Linked DNA regions of Homo sapiens: region 2 is linked to region 1. The links are chromatin loops, found by intact Hi-C in ENCODE. Cell type or tissue: pancreas. All regions are shown on one strand. Each heading gives the region's core, and the rest is flanking DNA. Links, peaks and the distances in the headings are about the cores only.

What was found. A loop is a pair of places that touch in the nucleus more often than their neighbours do. Peaks named below come from ENCODE experiments on the same cell type or tissue, not always from the same donor. Only the 100,000 strongest peaks of a DNase experiment are listed, where the experiment ranks them.
Region 2: it touches region 1 in a loop (2.1-fold over the local background); 13 of 110 quality-filtered maps call a loop at or near these places.

The regions. Positions count from the first base shown.
Region 1 is chr14:63,659,870-63,668,205 of GRCh38, reverse strand. LOC105370532 (a long non-coding RNA gene) reads right to left here. Exons shown (of 3, transcript XR_001750790.3): 3 at 2,801-3,282. Among named protein-coding and RNA genes, the nearest start is that of WDR89, 22 kb to the right of the region's middle. RefSeq lists an enhancer at 4,760-5,760. In pancreas, for the core only: no CTCF peak of the experiment used is centred there; DNase peaks (open chromatin) are centred at 4,175, 4,425 and 5,155; H3K4me3 peaks cover 265 bases; H3K27ac peaks cover 710 bases.
Region 2 is chr14:63,710,921-63,719,256 of GRCh38, reverse strand. All of the region lies in intron 1 of SGPP1 (sphingosine-1-phosphate phosphatase 1), which reads left to right. Among named protein-coding and RNA genes, the nearest start is that of SGPP1, 13 kb to the left of the region's middle. In pancreas, for the core only: no CTCF peak of the experiment used is centred there; no DNase peak of the experiment used is centred there.

The DNA.
Region 1 (8,336 bases), core at 56-8,055:
TCATTGATTTATTATCTGGCTACAAAGTGTTTCAAGTAGCTTTATAATATGTTTTAATTTCTAACAAGGCATCTTTTATTTCTCTTTAAGTGTTTTTTTGGGTTATTCTCATGTTTCTAGATAAATTTTTTTTGCCAGCCAGATTTTTTTATTGTGGTAAAATTTATATAGCATAAAATTTACCATCTTCGGCCAGGCGCGGTGGCTCACGCCTGTAATCCCAGCACTTTGGGAGGCCAAAGCGGGTGGATCACCTGAGGTCAAGAGTTCAAGACCAGCCTAGTCAACATGGAGAAACCCCATCTCTACTAAAAATACAAAAATTAGCCAGGCGTGGTGGTGGGTGCCTGTAATCCCAGCTACTCGGGAGGCTGAGGCAGGGAGAATCGCTTGAACCTGGGAGGCGGAGGTTACAGTGAGCCGAGATTGCAACATTGCACTCCAGGTTGGGCGACAGAGAGAGACTGTCCAAAAAAAAAAAAAAAAATTTACCATCTTAACTATTTTACATATGCTGTTTTGTGGCATTAAGTGCATTCACATTGTTGTGCAACTATTTGCAACTCTGGAATCTAGATGAATCCTAATACTAACATTTTGTCAAGTTTCAAAAAATGCTGCTGTTGGCCAGGCACGGTGGCTCACGTCTGTAATCCTAGCACTTTGGGAGGCTGAGGCGGGTGGATCATTTGAGGTCAGGAGTTCGAAACCAGCCTGGTCAACATGGTGAAACACTGTCTCTACTAAAAATACAAAAAAAGTAGCCAGGCATGGTGGCGGGCGCCTGTAATCCCAGCTACATGGAAGACCGAGGCAGGAGAATTGCTTGAACCCAAGAGGCGGAGGTTGCAGTGAGCCGAGATTGCGCCATTGCACTCCAGCCTGGGCCACAGGCAAGATTCCATCTCAGAAACAAAACAAAACAAACTGCTGTTGCTGTGTTGCTATTCTGATTGTCATTATAATCCATGTACAGATTAATTTACGTAGATTTAACTTTTACAATATTGTCTATGAAGCACAGCATGTGTATATACGTATATAATATATATATTATATATACAATATATATAATATACTATATATAATATACAATATATATAATATACTATAATATACTATATATACTATATATAATATATATAATATACTATATATAATATATATTGTGTGTATATATCTATTTTTTAGATAGAGTTTTGCTTTTGTTGTCCAGGCTGGAGTACAATGGCATGATCTCGGCTCACTACAACCTCCACCTCCTGGGTTCAAGCGATTCTCCTGCCTCAGCCTCCCCGTGTCACTGGAATTACAGGCATGCACCACCATGCCCAGCTAATTTTGTATTTTTAGTAGAGACGGGGTTTCTCCATGTTGGTCAGGCTGGTCTCAAACTCTCGACCTCAGGTGATCCTCCTGCCTCAGCCTTCCAAAGTGCTGGGATTACAGGCATATATTTTCCTCTCATTCATTCACTCAAATATTTATTGAGTACTTATTACACCAGGAACTCTGCTAAGCATTAGAGATATAAATGTAACTAAAGTAATGTATCTGTAATCATGGATCTTAAGAAATCCAGAAGAGGAGATAGAGATCAAGCAAATAATTGCACAAATAAATGTAAAGTTGTGAAGTGCTAAGGAGGAGAGAGATGTGGTAATACAGTGAGCTTATAATAAGTGATTTTATCTAATTGGCGGGGTGGGGTGTGTCTGGGCAGTCTTCCCTGAAGTAAGAACTGAGCTGACTCTGGGAAAATACACTGAAGTCATCTTAAATAGCCTCCATTTGGCTCCATACAGGCTCTGCACATTTCTTTGGTTTGTCCCTGGGTATATAATCTTTCTTCTTGTAATAATATAAGAGCTCTTGTATTCATTTTATTTTTAACCTTTTTTTTATTTATGGGAAAGCTATTGATTTTTGTATATTATATATGTAACCAGCTACCTTTGGGATTTTCTTGTTTTTGAGGGAACCCATTCTCTTTCTCGTACATTTTTGCTTCAGCTAGTAAGTTAGGAATATCTGTCAAAACTTCTGCCCTCTTGGAAGTTTGAAGGGGGAAGCTGCTGTCTTCTCCCCACCTCTGTGAGTACAAGAGTGATTTACCTGTTTTTATTGATTTTTTATTTTTTTTATTTTTTTTTTGCTGTAGGATATAGATCCTGATGACTTACGTGTTTGGTAAAATGGTGAGAATATGACATCCACTAAGTCATCTTTCTGTTTTGAGTGGAATTAATATGTGAAAGGCCAAGGCTCAATGTGGCATTTCTCTTTTGACTCTCTATTATAGTCAGCAAGTAAGGGAGACTCCAACTACTTTATTTATTAATAACTTTTAAATATTTTGCTACAATTATAAATAGTAATCATTAAAGTTATTTACTTAAGAAACAATGTCTCACTCTGTCACCCAGGCTGGAATGCAGTGGCATTATCATAGCTCACTGCAACCTTGAACTCCAATGGCCTCAAGTGACCCTCCTGCCTCAACCTCCCAAGCACTGAGATTTCAGGTGTGAGCCACTGTGCCGGCCACCGTTAGATTTTTTTTTTTTAATCTTGGTTTAATATCATGGAAATAAAGATGCTTGAAGGTCTGGTTTTATTTATTTTGTATTTTTATTTTTTTACATAAGTTCTACAGATCTGCTGAGGAGGTATGGGTTTACATTCAATTTATCTTAATTATTGGTTTTAATATCTATCATAGATGAGAAACATAATTGAAAAAGATGCCAAGATTCAAAGAAGTAGTAAAAAATCAGGATACTCATTTTTTAGTCCTATACCCTATTTATAGAAAAATTTTTATTGAAATTCCACTAGAAATACCCATCTTCCTTAATATCAGAAGATACTGCCTTTTTAAAAATTTTCTTGAGACAAGGTCTCACTCTGTTGCCCAGGCCGGGTGACAGAGCAAGACTCCATTTCGAAAAAAAAAAAAAAAGAAAGTGGATAGAATTTTTTTTTCAAATAGTCCTCTTTGTAGTTCTCTTTTAACTGACATCTTGTTAGGTTTTATTAAACTGTCATTTTTATCACATATTTTGGCTAAGAAGAAATTATACCAGAAGTAGGAAAAGAACTAGTTCTGCCATTTTGTTGTTGTTGCTTTTATCTTCATTATTGATCTTTTCAATCCTTGTCCTCTTTGCATGATTGTTTTAAAATCATACGCTTGTTTCAGGCTATGTTCTCAAGAAGCAGAACTTGAGATGAAGATTCCTGTGCCAGCGATTCTTTTGAGAGAGTGATGTCAGCTGAAACCTGTAAGGGAGTGAGAGAAACAGAATAGGACAGAGGAAGAAGCTAGGCAAAGACATGGGTTCAGTTGAAATCTATCTTCATTTTGATCCCATGAGCAGCTCTGGAGTGTGGATGGCACCATGGACTTGTCTCTTCTTGAGGCAAGGAAGCAAGCTTTAGTATTCCTGTATTATTCAGTCGTGGGCTATGGGCCGCCTGGAGTTAGTGCAGGAGGGTGGTGGCAGAGTGTGATGTTCCTGATTAGGTAGCATCCATCATTTATGGTCAGTTCTTCACAGAAAGATACAGGTATGAACTGGTAGCAGCCAAGAGTCACAGCATGTAGGGAATGGGGACCATGACCAGTAAGTAGAATCTGGGCAGGGAACCAACACCCATTTTTTGAAGTTACTTAAGGCTAAATATTATAATTGGGAAATCTTTTACTTAACCATTGTACAATGTGTCAGCTGAAAATGAACAAACAAGTGAGAGTGACACTTAGGGAATTCATGCTCTTGTCCCTGATACTCCCTACCTGATGTGACCATCAGGCCTTCAGACTGGTGAAGATGCAAATGTCAACCTACACACTAATCTTAGTGTAGCATAAACACACCTGAGAGCAATAAGTGAAGCCTACCCTGAGAATGACCCTGTATGGCAGATGCATCTGAATGTGTGTTCTAAGCTAGGGAATCTGGGAGTGGCCAACCTGGACATTTTTTCCTTATCAATGATGAACATCTGAACCCCTGTCCTGCCCTGTTCATGGCAGTGGCAGCCCATCTGGAGCAGCCTCTCTGACAATGCTGGCTGCAGCCGGGAGGCGCGGCTGGGGCTGTGTATTCCATGGAGCAGGCAGGATCCCCACCCTCCTGGATGCACCTGCAGCCGCCCAAGCTGCAGCTGCAGGGTCGGAAATGCCTGCTCCCGCTGCCTAGCCTCTCCTTACTCCTGGAGCCCAATCAGATCTTGGTGCAAAGTTGAGGCCAAGCCAAGGTGCTGTTGCAATCCAGCCAGGTGTGCTCATTCTTGGGGCAGTGCTGACATGCCAGCCCCCTGCCGCCTTGACCCTCTCCGGGCTTTGGGCACAAACAAGCATGGGAGGGAGGCTGAGTGGGGTCTGAGGGCAGCTCAGTGCTGGGCTGCAGGCACCACTCTGCAAGAGCAGCCTGGGCACCATGAACAGTGGCAGGAGGCAGGCAGGCTCCTGGGTGGAAAGGGGAAGGTCCCTGGTGAAGCCCCGCCTTCAAGCTGGGGAAGGCGTGAAGCCTGGGGACCAGGCTGCCAGCCCTGCAGACCAGAGTGGGAATTTGTGCTTTTTTCTGGGCCCGCCCATGGCTGCCTGTGGACCAATCAGCAAGCACTTCCTTGCTGATAAAAACCTGACTCAGCCAGACTCAGGGAGATGACAGGATGACCAGCTATGGAGAGGAGCTACCCACCCCAGGGTCTCCTCTCTGCTGAGAGCCGAACACTTGATGGGACACCCTCCCTTCAAAGAGGAGCTACCCACTGTGGGTCTCTGAGCTGTTCTGTTGCTCAGTAAAGCTCTTCTTCGCCTTGCTCACCCTCCACTTGTCCACGTACCTCATTCTTTCTGGACACAGGACGAGAACTCAGGACCTGCCGCATGGCGGGTCTAAAAGAGCTGTAACACAAACAGGGCTGAAACACACCCCTTGCTTGCCACATTGCAGGAGACAAGGAGAGAAGAGCTGTGGCCCTTTGATGAGCTCAGACCTAGAAGCTCCCCAAGCCAAGGCTGTGACATACTCTTTGACACTGCATTTCCTGGCATCTCCAAGCTTCTGGGCAGCACCACGTTCCCCAGTGCCAGCTGTGGAAGCTACTTGTGGTACACCTGGTTCAGCTGCAGCTTCGCAGGGAGCCAGTGCCCGTGGTGGTGCCTGGAGCTGCCTGCCCTACTGCAGCCGATGTGCCTGGCTGTTTGCAGTGGCTGGACCCCGTGCTCACTTGCTCACACACCTGTCACCACTCCACTCCACTCATCTCAGAAGGTGTGGGATCTTGGCAGGTAGCATGAGCTGAGCACAGCCTGACAGGCTGATTCGGCCCAATGGGCCTGAGCAAAACTCAGGCAAAGGCGCCACTGGCCACAGAGGTTTCCGGCTGGAAAAGCAACACCCCCAAGGATCCCATAACACAGTGGACCAGGGGCCATACAGGGGATTTAGGCCCTGAGTTTTGGGTTGGATGCAGCTTGCCAAGTGGAGGTTGTTAGAGGGAGGGTGTTAGGTGAAAATGCTATATTAATTGCATACTATTTGCAAATGATTGTGGTTTTTCTGCGCAGCCAGTCGTCACTGGGCCATGTGGCTGTGATGTCCAGTGCACCAGCCCCGGACTATAGGCAGGGGGTCATGTTGTCCAACCTGCCACCATTGGATTGTAGGTAAGACAGATATCTTGTCCATCCCACTGCCACTGGACCATTTCTCTAATTAAGGCAATTCCCCTTTCCAGCCTGCTGCCACTGGATTCTCTTCCATGTATGTAATCCCCTAATAAAACCCCAGGTCTTATTTGCTGGTTCTGGGTCTCTCCTTTGGCCTCTTGAACCTGGTGCCTTCCTTACAGAGGTTAATAGGGGTTTGGCACAACAATTAGTAAAATTTAGTTTCCTCTTTTTAGATTACAAAAAAACAATTTAGGCCAGGCGCGGTGGTTCACACCTGTAATCCCAGCATTTTGGGAGATCGAGGCAGGTAGATCACTTGAGCTCAGGAGTTTGAGACTAGCCTGGGCAACACGGTGAAACTCCATCTCTACAAAAAATACAAAAATTAGCCGGGTGTGATGGCATGCGCCTGTAATCTCAGCTACTCGTGAGGCTGAGGCAGGAGAATCTCTTGAGCCGAGATCGCGCCATTGCACTCCAGCCTGGGCAAAAAAACAAACAAAAAAACTGACAAGTGTCATTCCCATTCTATTAGCTCTCATTAGTGTTGGGAATGCAGGGAGTTTTTTTGACAAATAAATCCTACTGGAGGATTATATAACTAATTATAGTTTAAAAAAGGGGTTCTCAAAATGTGAACCAAAGACTCCTGGGGGTCCCTAATACTCTTTCAAGGGGTCTGAAAATTCCTCCCTTTTCCTACTCCATGTCTGTATGAGGACAGGTTTGCTTCAAATACTTAAAAAAAAAATCACAATAGTTTGAAGGCAGAGTCAGATATGAGAATCCAGGTTTCTTCTATATGCCAGACAGTAAGGAGATCTGCAAATACATTAAACAGAATAACTCTTTGTTGTACCTATTTTTCTTTGTTTTAGAAAATATATTTTTCTTAAAATGTTTATGATAACATGTAATGGGTTTAATATCGCTACTCAAAAATGGGTAAATACATCTTTTTAGACTTTGGGTTTTTTTTTTTTTTTGAGTCAGAGTCTTGGTCTGTTGCTCAGGCTGGAGTGCAGTGGCTCAATCTCGGCTCACTGCAACCTCCACCTCATGGGTTCAAGCGATTCTCCTGCCTCAGCCTCCCAAGTAGCTGGGACCATAGGCGCGTGCCACCATGCCCGGCTAATTTTTGTATTTTTAGTAGAAACAGGGTTTCACCATGTTGGCCAGGATAGTCTCGATCTCTTGACCTCATGATCTGCCTGCCTTGGCCTCCCAAAGTGCTGGGATTACAGGCATGAGCCACCGCGCCCGGCCAGATTTTTGTTTTAATTTCTAATATTGAAAATATTGATAGATAGACAAAACCCACATAAACAAAAGCTCTTTGAGGCCTTCAATAATTTTTAAGAGTATTGAGGGGTCCTGAGACCAAAAAGTTTGAGAGCCACTTGTCTAGAATACTCTCTTCTTCATTCCTATTCTCCCAGCATTCTTGCATTCCATGATAGGGAGCTGTGTACCTGTATTACTCTCTCCTTGAAAAGAGGAACTGTATATTCGGCACAGTACTTAGCAGTGTTTTGCATGTACTAAAGGCTCAGTAAATATTTGGTGAATTAAAAACTGAATATTGCTGTTTTCTTCCAAATCTGCTCTTCTTTTCAAATTTATCTTTGTTTAACCCTGCTGCTCTTTATAGGCAGCCATTGACTCTTTTTTCCCTTTCGTTGCTAAAACTTCGAGGGATAGTCTTCATTTAGCTCCATGCCAAGTGTGGGGGCTAATCCAGTGTGGAGAGTTTGGGAAGGAGGCACACCAGGAATTCATTTTGCATCCTGCTAACTTTCACACTAATGTTCAAGTATTGATTTTATCATGTTATTTTTGCTCAAGAGCCTACAGAGTCCCTGTTTACTTCAGATATAAACACCTGTGCCTGTGTTCATGCCCATAACTTTATCCCATGTACCAACCTTATCTCCCATTAACTAGCAACACCTTCTCTGCAGCCAGGCTGACTGCTTCACTAGTCCCCATGCATGTGCTCTTTCCCAGAGATAAATTTTTTGCACTGGCCACTCCTGCCATCTGGCTGTTATCCATCCTTTAACCCCCGTTCAGGTCCCAAAGTCTCCATTAAATATTCTTGAATTACCTTTTTTTTTTTTTTTTTTTTTTTGAGACAGAGTCTCACTGTATTGCCTAGGCTGGAGTGCAGTGGCACAATCTCGGCTCACTGCAATCTCCACCTCCCGGGTTCAAGCAATTCTCCTGCCTCAGCCTCCCAACTAGCTGGGATTATAGGCACCCACCACCACGGCCAGCTAATTTTTGTATTCTTAGTAGAGACGGGGTTTCACCATGTTGGCCAGGTTGGTCTCGAACTCCTGACCTCAGGTGATCCACCCATCTCAGTCTCCCAGAGTGCTGGGATTACAGGCGTAAGCCACTGTGCCTGGCCTGGCCTTCTTAATTACTGTCTTATAACGCATCCTGACTGAAATAGAATCACAGCATAATGGACAAACTGATTGGTGAGCAAGGAAGAAAAAGCCTTTGTTTCTTGCGGGCGGGAGAGGGCAGGACTGGTAAGAGAAAATGTCATGTTGTCCTTCTGTACAGCCACCCACACACAAAACCTCAACCAAACAAACCAGCATTATCAAGGGCATGGAGCCAGAAATGACAGACAAACTGG
Region 2 (8,336 bases), core at 119-8,118, 51 kb before region 1:
GAGGTGGGCGGATCAGCCGAGGTCAGACATGGAGAAGCCCTGTCTCTACTAAAAATACAAAAATTAGCCGGGTGTGGTGACAAGCACCTGTAATCCCAGCTACTCGGGAGCTGAGGCAGGAGAATCGCTTGAACCTGGGAGGCATACGTTGCAGTGAGCCAAGATCATGCCACTGCACTCCAGCTTGGATGACAGGAGCTAAACTCCATGTCAAAAAAAAAAAAAAAAAAAAAAAAAAAAAATATATATATATATATATATATATATATATATATATATGTATATACATATATATGAATTTTTACTATCCTAATTTTACAGATGACAAAGTAATTTTAACATTGTATTTAATTTGAATTAGTCTTATCAGTAAAGTTGAAGAACTTTCCATAGGTTTATTGACCACTTATGTTTCCTTTTCTGTGAGCTGTCTATTCAAAGCATTTCTTTTATTTTTTTTCACTTAGATTATTGGTATTTTACTTACTGATCTTTACAGATTTTTAATTTTTTTATTGCTATGGGTACCTAGTAGGCATATATTTATAGGGCACATGTTGATTTTTAAAAACTGTATCTTTTTTTAGTGGTTGCTTCACCTTAAAATAATATTACATTAGTTCAAGTATAGCATCAGAACCTTGCAACAGTATATTTCCACTTATCCCTGCCCTCTCTTTGTCATGCATTTATATCCATATATGTCCTAAGGCTCACAATTCATCGTTATTATTTTTGTATAATGTTCCAATGTATGATATAGAATGTCCCAATATGGTTTTGGAACTGGTATAATTTTTCTCCTACCTAAAGAGCCTCTTTTCACATTTTTTCTACTATAGATCTGCTGGTGATAACATTTCCTTAGCTCTTTTATTTGAAAAATATATTGAATTAATTTTGGAAAAATATTTTCATGAGGTACAGAATCCAAAAATAAAGATACAGAATTCAGAATTCTAGGTTGATAGTTTTGTTTTTTCTCTTGGCACTTCTTTTTTTTTTTTTTGAGATGGAGTCTTGCGCTGTTCCCCAGGATGGCATACAGTGGCCCAATCTTGGCTCACTGCAACCTCCACCTCCTGGGTTCAAGCAGTTCTCCTGCCTCAGCCTCCCAAGTAGCTGGGACTGCAGGCGAGCACCAACATGCCTGGCTAATTTTTTTGTAATTTTAGTAGAGATAGGGTTTCACTGTGTTGGCCAGGCAGGTCTCAAACTCCTAACCTCAAGTAATCTGCCTGCCTCAGCCTCCTAAAGTGTTGGGATTACAGTTGTAAACCACTGTGCCCGGCTACTTTTGGCACTTTTAGTACTATGTTGTACCATTGCCTTCTGGCTTGCATAGTTTTTGACAAAATATCTGCTGAAATTCTTATTTGTGATCCCCAGTACTTAATATGTATTTTTTATTCTGGCTGGTTTTAAAATTTTCTCTTTTTCTCTAGTGTTGAGCAATTTAAAAATGATGTGCCTTAACATGCTTTTTCTTTGTATTTCTTCTGCTTTGAGGTCATTGAGCTTGAATCCATGGGTTTGTAGTTTTCGTTATATTTGGAAGATCTTCAGCATTATTTTTAGAATTTTTTTCCTCTCCCTTCCCCACTTCCATTCGGTTCTTTGGAAATTCCAATTTCAGTACGGGTGTGGTGGCTCATGCCTGTAATCCCAGCACTTTGGGAGGCCGAGGCTGGCGGATCACGAGGTCAGGAGATTGAGACCATTCTGGCTAACATGGTGAAACCCCAGCTCTACTAAAAATGCAAAAAAATTAGCCGGGCATGATGGTGGGTGCCTGTAGTCCCAGCTACTCGGGAGGTTGAGGCAGGAGAATGGCGTGAACCTGGGTGGTGGAGCTTGCAGTGAGCCGATAACGGATATCATGCCACAGCACTCCAGCGTGAGCGACAGAGTGAGACTCCGTCTCAAAAAAAAAAAAAAAGAGAAATTCCAATTTCATGTGTTTTAAACTGTTCATTCACAGGTCCCTGAAGCTCTATTCTTTTTTTTTTTTTTAAGCATTTTTGCTTTCCCTGCTTCCTTTTTTACAGTTTCTGTTGCTATGGCTTTAAGTTCACTTACCTGTTCTTTTGCAATCTCTAATTTTCTGGTAATTTTATCAAGTAGGATAGGGTATAATTTCAGATTCTGTGTAGTTTATATCTAGAAATTGCATTTGGGTCTTTTAAAAAATCTTCAATTTCTCAGCTCATTATATTTCTGTATTCTTGAGTAAGTTCAGAAGATTTTTAAAAATTACAGTTGGGTCCTGGGCACGGTGGTTCATGCCTGTAATCCCAGCACTTTGGGAGGCCAAGGCAGGTGGATCAGCTGAGGTCAGGAGTTTGAGACCAGCCTGGCCAACATGCAGAAACCTCCTCTCTACTAAAAATACAAAAATTAGCTGGCATGTTGGTGGGCGCCTGTAATCCCAGCTACTTGGGAGGCTGAGGCAGGAGAATTGCTTGAACCCAGGAGGCAGAGGTTGCTGTAAGCTGAGATTGTGCCACTGCACTCCAGCCTGGGTGACAGCGTGAGACTCTATCTCAAAAAAAAAAAAAGTATTATTGGGTACAGAGACTCACTGTCACCCAGGCTGGGGTGCAATTGTGAGATCTTAAACCCAAGAGCCTCGAACTCTTGGGTTTAAGGGAACCTCCTGCCTCAGCATCCAGAGTAGCTAGGACTGCAGGTGTGTGCCACCATGCCTGGCTAATTTTTTAAATTTTTTAATTTTATATTTTTAATTTTTTTGTTTGTTTTTTTGAGACTGAGTCTTGCTCTGTTGCCCAGGCTAGAGTGCAGAGGTGTGATATTGGCTCACTGCAACCTCCACCCCCCGGATTCAAGCGATTCTCCTGCCTCAGCCTCCCAAGTACCTGGGATTACAGGCGCTCGCCACCACACCCAGGTAATTTTTGTATTTTTAGTAGAGATGGGGTTTCACCATGTTGGCCAGGCTGGTCTTGAACTCCTGGGCTCATACTATCCTCTCACCCCCGTTTCCCAAAGTGCTGGGATTACAGTACCTTGCCCAGCCAATTTATAAGATGTTTTATAGCAATCTTAAGGTATTTATCTTCTAATTCCATCATCTTTGTCATCTTTGTGTGTTTCTATTATTTCTCCTGATTATAGATCATATTTTCCTAATTCCTTGCTTGGTAATTTTTACAGTTTTGGATTTTGTTGTATTTCTTTACATAGTCTTGGAGTTTGTTCTGGTGTGCAGTTAAATTACTTGTCAGTTTAAATCCTTCTAGGTTTGATAGGATGGTCCAGAATAATCGTAGGTTAAGGCTAATTTAGCTTCACTACTTACATGATAACCTTCTAACCATTCTACCCAATTCCCTCTTCACTGCTTGATGGGAAAGCAATTGCAAGCTTATATGAGCTTTGGGAATTGTTTGGCCTGCTCCTCTCCACAGTGGTTTTTTCTACAGTCTGGTGGATTTCTCCCCATGCATGCACAGATTAGTACTCAGCCAGCAACTTCATGAGTTCCCTCTACATATCTCCAGGGCTCAGTCTCTGAGATTTGTCTCTCCAATACTCTGTCCTGCAAATTACAGCCTCTTTGGCTTCTGAGGATACTAGTCTTTCTCCCCTTAACTCAGGGAAACTGCTGGACTCAGTTTTGATTCTTCCTCCTGTGCTACAGCCTGGAAACTGCCTCTAGCAGCAGGATAATGCAATCACAGGGCTCATTTGTTTCCCTTTTCTCATGGATCTGAGTTTCACAAGAGTGAAACTCCGGCTCAAAAAAAAGGGGGTTTTATTCGAACAACATACAAACACACAACAGAATGCTTCATAAGTCACTTTAAACAATAAAATAGACAATAATAACATACATATTTTTATAAGCATACTCAGGTATACTAATGACAGTTGCACAGGTACAACAGTTATGAGCAGATGAACTGTATTCATAAGGTCATTGGCTGGGTGCGGTGGATTATGCCTGTAATCCCAGCACTTTGGGAAGCTGAGGTGGGTGGATCACCTGAGGTCAGGAGTTCGAGACCAGCCTGGCCAACGTGGTGAAACCCTGTCTCTACTAAAAATACAAACAATTAGCTGGGCGTGGTGGCAGGCGCCTGTAATCCCAACTACTTGGTAGGCTGAGGCGGAGAATCACTTGAACTCGGGAGGCAGCGGTTGCAGTGAGCCAAAATCACAGCATGAGCAACAAGAGCAACACTCCATCTCAAAAAAAAAAAAAAAAAAGGTCGGCTGGGAGCAGTGGCTCATGCCTGTAATCCCAGCACTTTAGGAGGCTGAGGCAGGAGGATCTCTTCAGCTCAGGATACCAGCCTGGGCACCATGGTGAAATTCCATCACTATAAAAAATATAGAAAGTTAGCCAGGCGTGGTGGTGTGTGCCTGTGGTCCCAGCTACTCTGGAGGCTAAGGTGGGGAAAAATCACCTGAGGCTGCAGTGAGCTGTAACCACATCACTATACTCCAGCTTGGGCAACTCAGTGAGACCCTGTCTCAAAAAAAAAAAAATAAATAAAAATAGAAGGAGGTCAAGGCTGGGCATGGTGGCACATGCCTGTAATCCCAGCACTTTGGAAAGCCAAAGCAGGAGGATCACTTGAGGCCAGGAGTTCGAGACCAGCCTGGGCAACAAATCAAGACCCTTTCTCTACACAAAATTTAAACATTAGCCAGGTGTGGTGGTATGTACTTGTAGTCCCAGATACTTGGGAAGCTGAGGTGGGAGGATCACTTGAGCCCAGGAGTTGGAGGCTGCAGCGAACTATAATCATGCCACTGTGTCTTAGCCTGGGAGATAGAACGAGACTCCATTAGTAAAAAATGAAAATTAAAAAAAATAAAGAGTTAAAAAAGTGAAGTACAAACATTTATCACTATGGCTGGTAATTGTGTGCACTCCACTTTATTAACTGTGGTCATCTGAAATACCATGATAGACAATCTGAGCCTTTTGATGAGATCCATCAAAAACCACATGGGCCAGCTACCACATGTGCAGTCACCCAAAGAGTCAAGATCTCAAGAAATTTTATCTTTCACAAATGCAGATGTACATCACTTCGTTTATTAAGTTTCTACATTTTTACCTTGTGAACCAGGGAAGTTGATGGTGTAACTCCCAGTCCAAGGCTGAAAGCCTCAGGATCTGGGTGGTTGCTGGTGTAAGTATGTGCTGGAATCCCAAGGCTGGTGAGCCTGGAGTTCTAACATCCAAGGCAGCAGAAGAAAAGTCTGTCCCATCTCCCAAAGAATCCAGTTAACCTTCTGGATATGTTCTGTCTGGGCCTCCTGCAGATTAGATGGTGCATGCCAACATTGAGGGCAGATCTTTCCCATCTAGTCCACTCTGACTCATACACTAATCTCCTCTGGAAACATGCTCACAGACACACCCAAAATGATGCTTTACCAGATTTCTAGGTATTTCTTAATCCAGTCAAGCTGACACCTAAAATTAAGTCCACAAATTCAAACCTTGTCAACTTCACACCCATATGTATGAACTGTATATAATTTCCATGTAAAGACAATAGCAAGAAAATACTTCACCTAACATGATATGGCTATCCCACATACAACCAAAAATGTGCTAAATTTCTTCCCTAGATTTTGGCTTTCAAATTCCAGGATTTTAATATTTTGGGTTTTTAATTTTCAGGATTTTAGATATTAGAGATTTTAGACTTTAGAGATTTTGATCTTTTGGGATTTCAACATTCAGGATTGTATCTTTTGGGATTATGACTGACACCAGTTCTGACATAGACCGTTTAGGCCACAGAGCCTAAATAGTTGCTATCAGGCTCTTTACAAAAAGCTTTGCCAGTCCCTGACTTAGTGTCAATGGCAGTAGAGAGAAATGGGTGAATTTGATAGATATTAAGAGGTAGAATTGACAAAACATGGTGACTAATTGGATATATCAGTAAGAAGGAAAAAAAGTATTGTTCTGAGGTTTCCTGCTTGGCAAGCTGAGAAGTAGTAGTTTGGTTTATAGAAATAGCAAATAATGAAAGTGGGTCAGATTTGGGGAAAGTGGCAACGGCATGGAGATGACTTCAGTTTTAGGTATTTCGAGTTTGAAGTGTCTATAAGTCATCTGGAGCTGTCCAGGAGATGGTTCTATACATGAAGATCAGGACCAGTTTCTTGTCATCAGCATATAGGTGCAAAATGAGTACACACAGAAGAAGAGAGGGTCTGCTGGGCACAGTGGTGCAGGTCTGTAATCCCAGAACTTTGGGAGGCTGAGAATGGTGGATTGCTTGAGCCCAGGAGCTCGAAACCAGCTTGGGCAACATGGTGAAATGCCATTTTTTTTTTTTTTTTTTTTTTGAGACAGAGTTTTGCTCTTGTTGCCCAGGCTGGAGTACAATGGCACGATCTCGGCTCACTGCAACCTCCACCTCACAGACTCAAGCAATTCTCCTGCCTCAGCCTCCCAAGTAGCTGGGATTATAGTCCCAGCTACTCAGGAGGATCACTTGAGTCCAGGTGGTTGAGGCTGCAGTGAACTGTAACGGTGCCATTGTACTCCAGCCTGGGCAACAGAGCAAGACCCTCCCTCAAAAAAACAAACAAAAAATAAGTAAAAAATACAAAAAAATTAAAAATGTTCTGTTTTCATACGCACATGTCTGCCTCACTCATAGTTTTATTTTTATAAATTCAAGCACACAGTAGAGACTCTCTTTCTGACTTTATTTGCAGCTACTTTTAGAAAAAAGAATCTGACTGGCTCAGCACAGCCAATGGTTTTGCTTCCCTAGTGCCAAGTGTTCATTCCTGATCCAAGTAGCTGTGGTCAAGGGAGCAGGATCACAGGGGATGAGCATGTCTCCAGGGCCACACTGCTGGGTCCAAGTGGGGGAAGTTTTCAGAAGAGAGGGGTGTAGATTGGACAGTATCATAAAATGAATGTAGTACAGAGGGAAGCCAGAAGTGAAAGTAAGAGAGAGGGTGTTTCTAGAAAAGAAAAGTAGTTAACATTGTTATTCTGCTAAGAGAACAAGCAAGATAAGTACTGAAATTTATAGAAGACTTAGAAAATAAATTAAAAAAAGAAAAAGCTAATGTTAATTTTTTATTTCCTTACAATTTGAAAATAGTTGGGACCATATTATATGTGGAGTTTATTCTTTTTATTTAATATTATATGTGATTATTAATTTTATGTATCAGTTTATTTGAGTAAAGGTACTCAGATTTTTTTTTTTTTTTTTTGAGATGGAGTCTTGCTCTGTTGCCCAGGCTGGAGTGCAGTGGTGCGATCTTGGCTCGCTGCAACCTCCGCCTCCCAGGTTCAAGCGATTCTCCTGCCTCAGCCTCCCCAGTAGCTGGGATTACAGGTGCCTACCACCACGCCTAGCTAAGTTTTATATTTTTAGTAGAGATGTGGTTTTGCCATGTTGGCCAGGCTGGTCTGGAACTCCTGACCTCAAGTGATCTGCCCACCTTGGCCTTCCTGGGATTACAGGCCTTGACCACCATGGCCAGCAAAAGTACTCAGCTTTTGATCAAAAATGATCAAAACATCTAGATGTTTTTCTGAAAGTAGTTTTTAGACAAGTTTAACATTTAAATCAGTGGACTTTGAGTAAAGCAGATTATCCTCCATAATGTGAGTAGGTCTTATCCAATTAAATGAAGGCCTTAAGAGAAGACTGACCTCCCCCAAAGAAGAGTGAATTCTGCCAACAGAATGGTTTCAGACTTGAGCTACACATTAACTCTTCCCTGGGTCTTCAGCCTGTCGGCCTGCCCTGCAGATTTTGGACTTGCCAGCCCCTACAACTGCATGACCAATCCTTAAAATAAACTTTTCTTTGTATATGTAGATATACATATCCTATTGGTTCTGTTTCTCTGGAGAACCCTGAGTAATACATTATGTAAAGAATTTTCCCACCAATATAAATCCCTAGAAAACAATCTTAATGGCCAGGTGCAGTGGCTCACGCCTGTAATCCCAGCACTTTGGGAGACCGAGGTGGGCGGATCACCTGAGGTCAGGAGTTCAAGACCAACCTGGCCAACATGTGGAAATCCCGTCTCTACTAAAATTACAAAAAATTAGCTGGGCGTGGTGGTGGACGCCTGTAATCCCAGCTACTTGGGAGGCTGAGGCAGGAGAATCGCTTGAACCCGGGAGGCAGAGGTTGCAGTGAGCCAAGATCGCGCCATTGCACTCCAGCCTGGGCAGCAAGAGTGAAACTCTGTCTCAAAAAAAAAAAAAAAGAAAGAAAACAATCTTAATGAATGAAATTTTAAAAATATTCCTATGAAATAGTTTTTATACTGTAGGGTTATGATTATTATAGGTCTTAGTATCC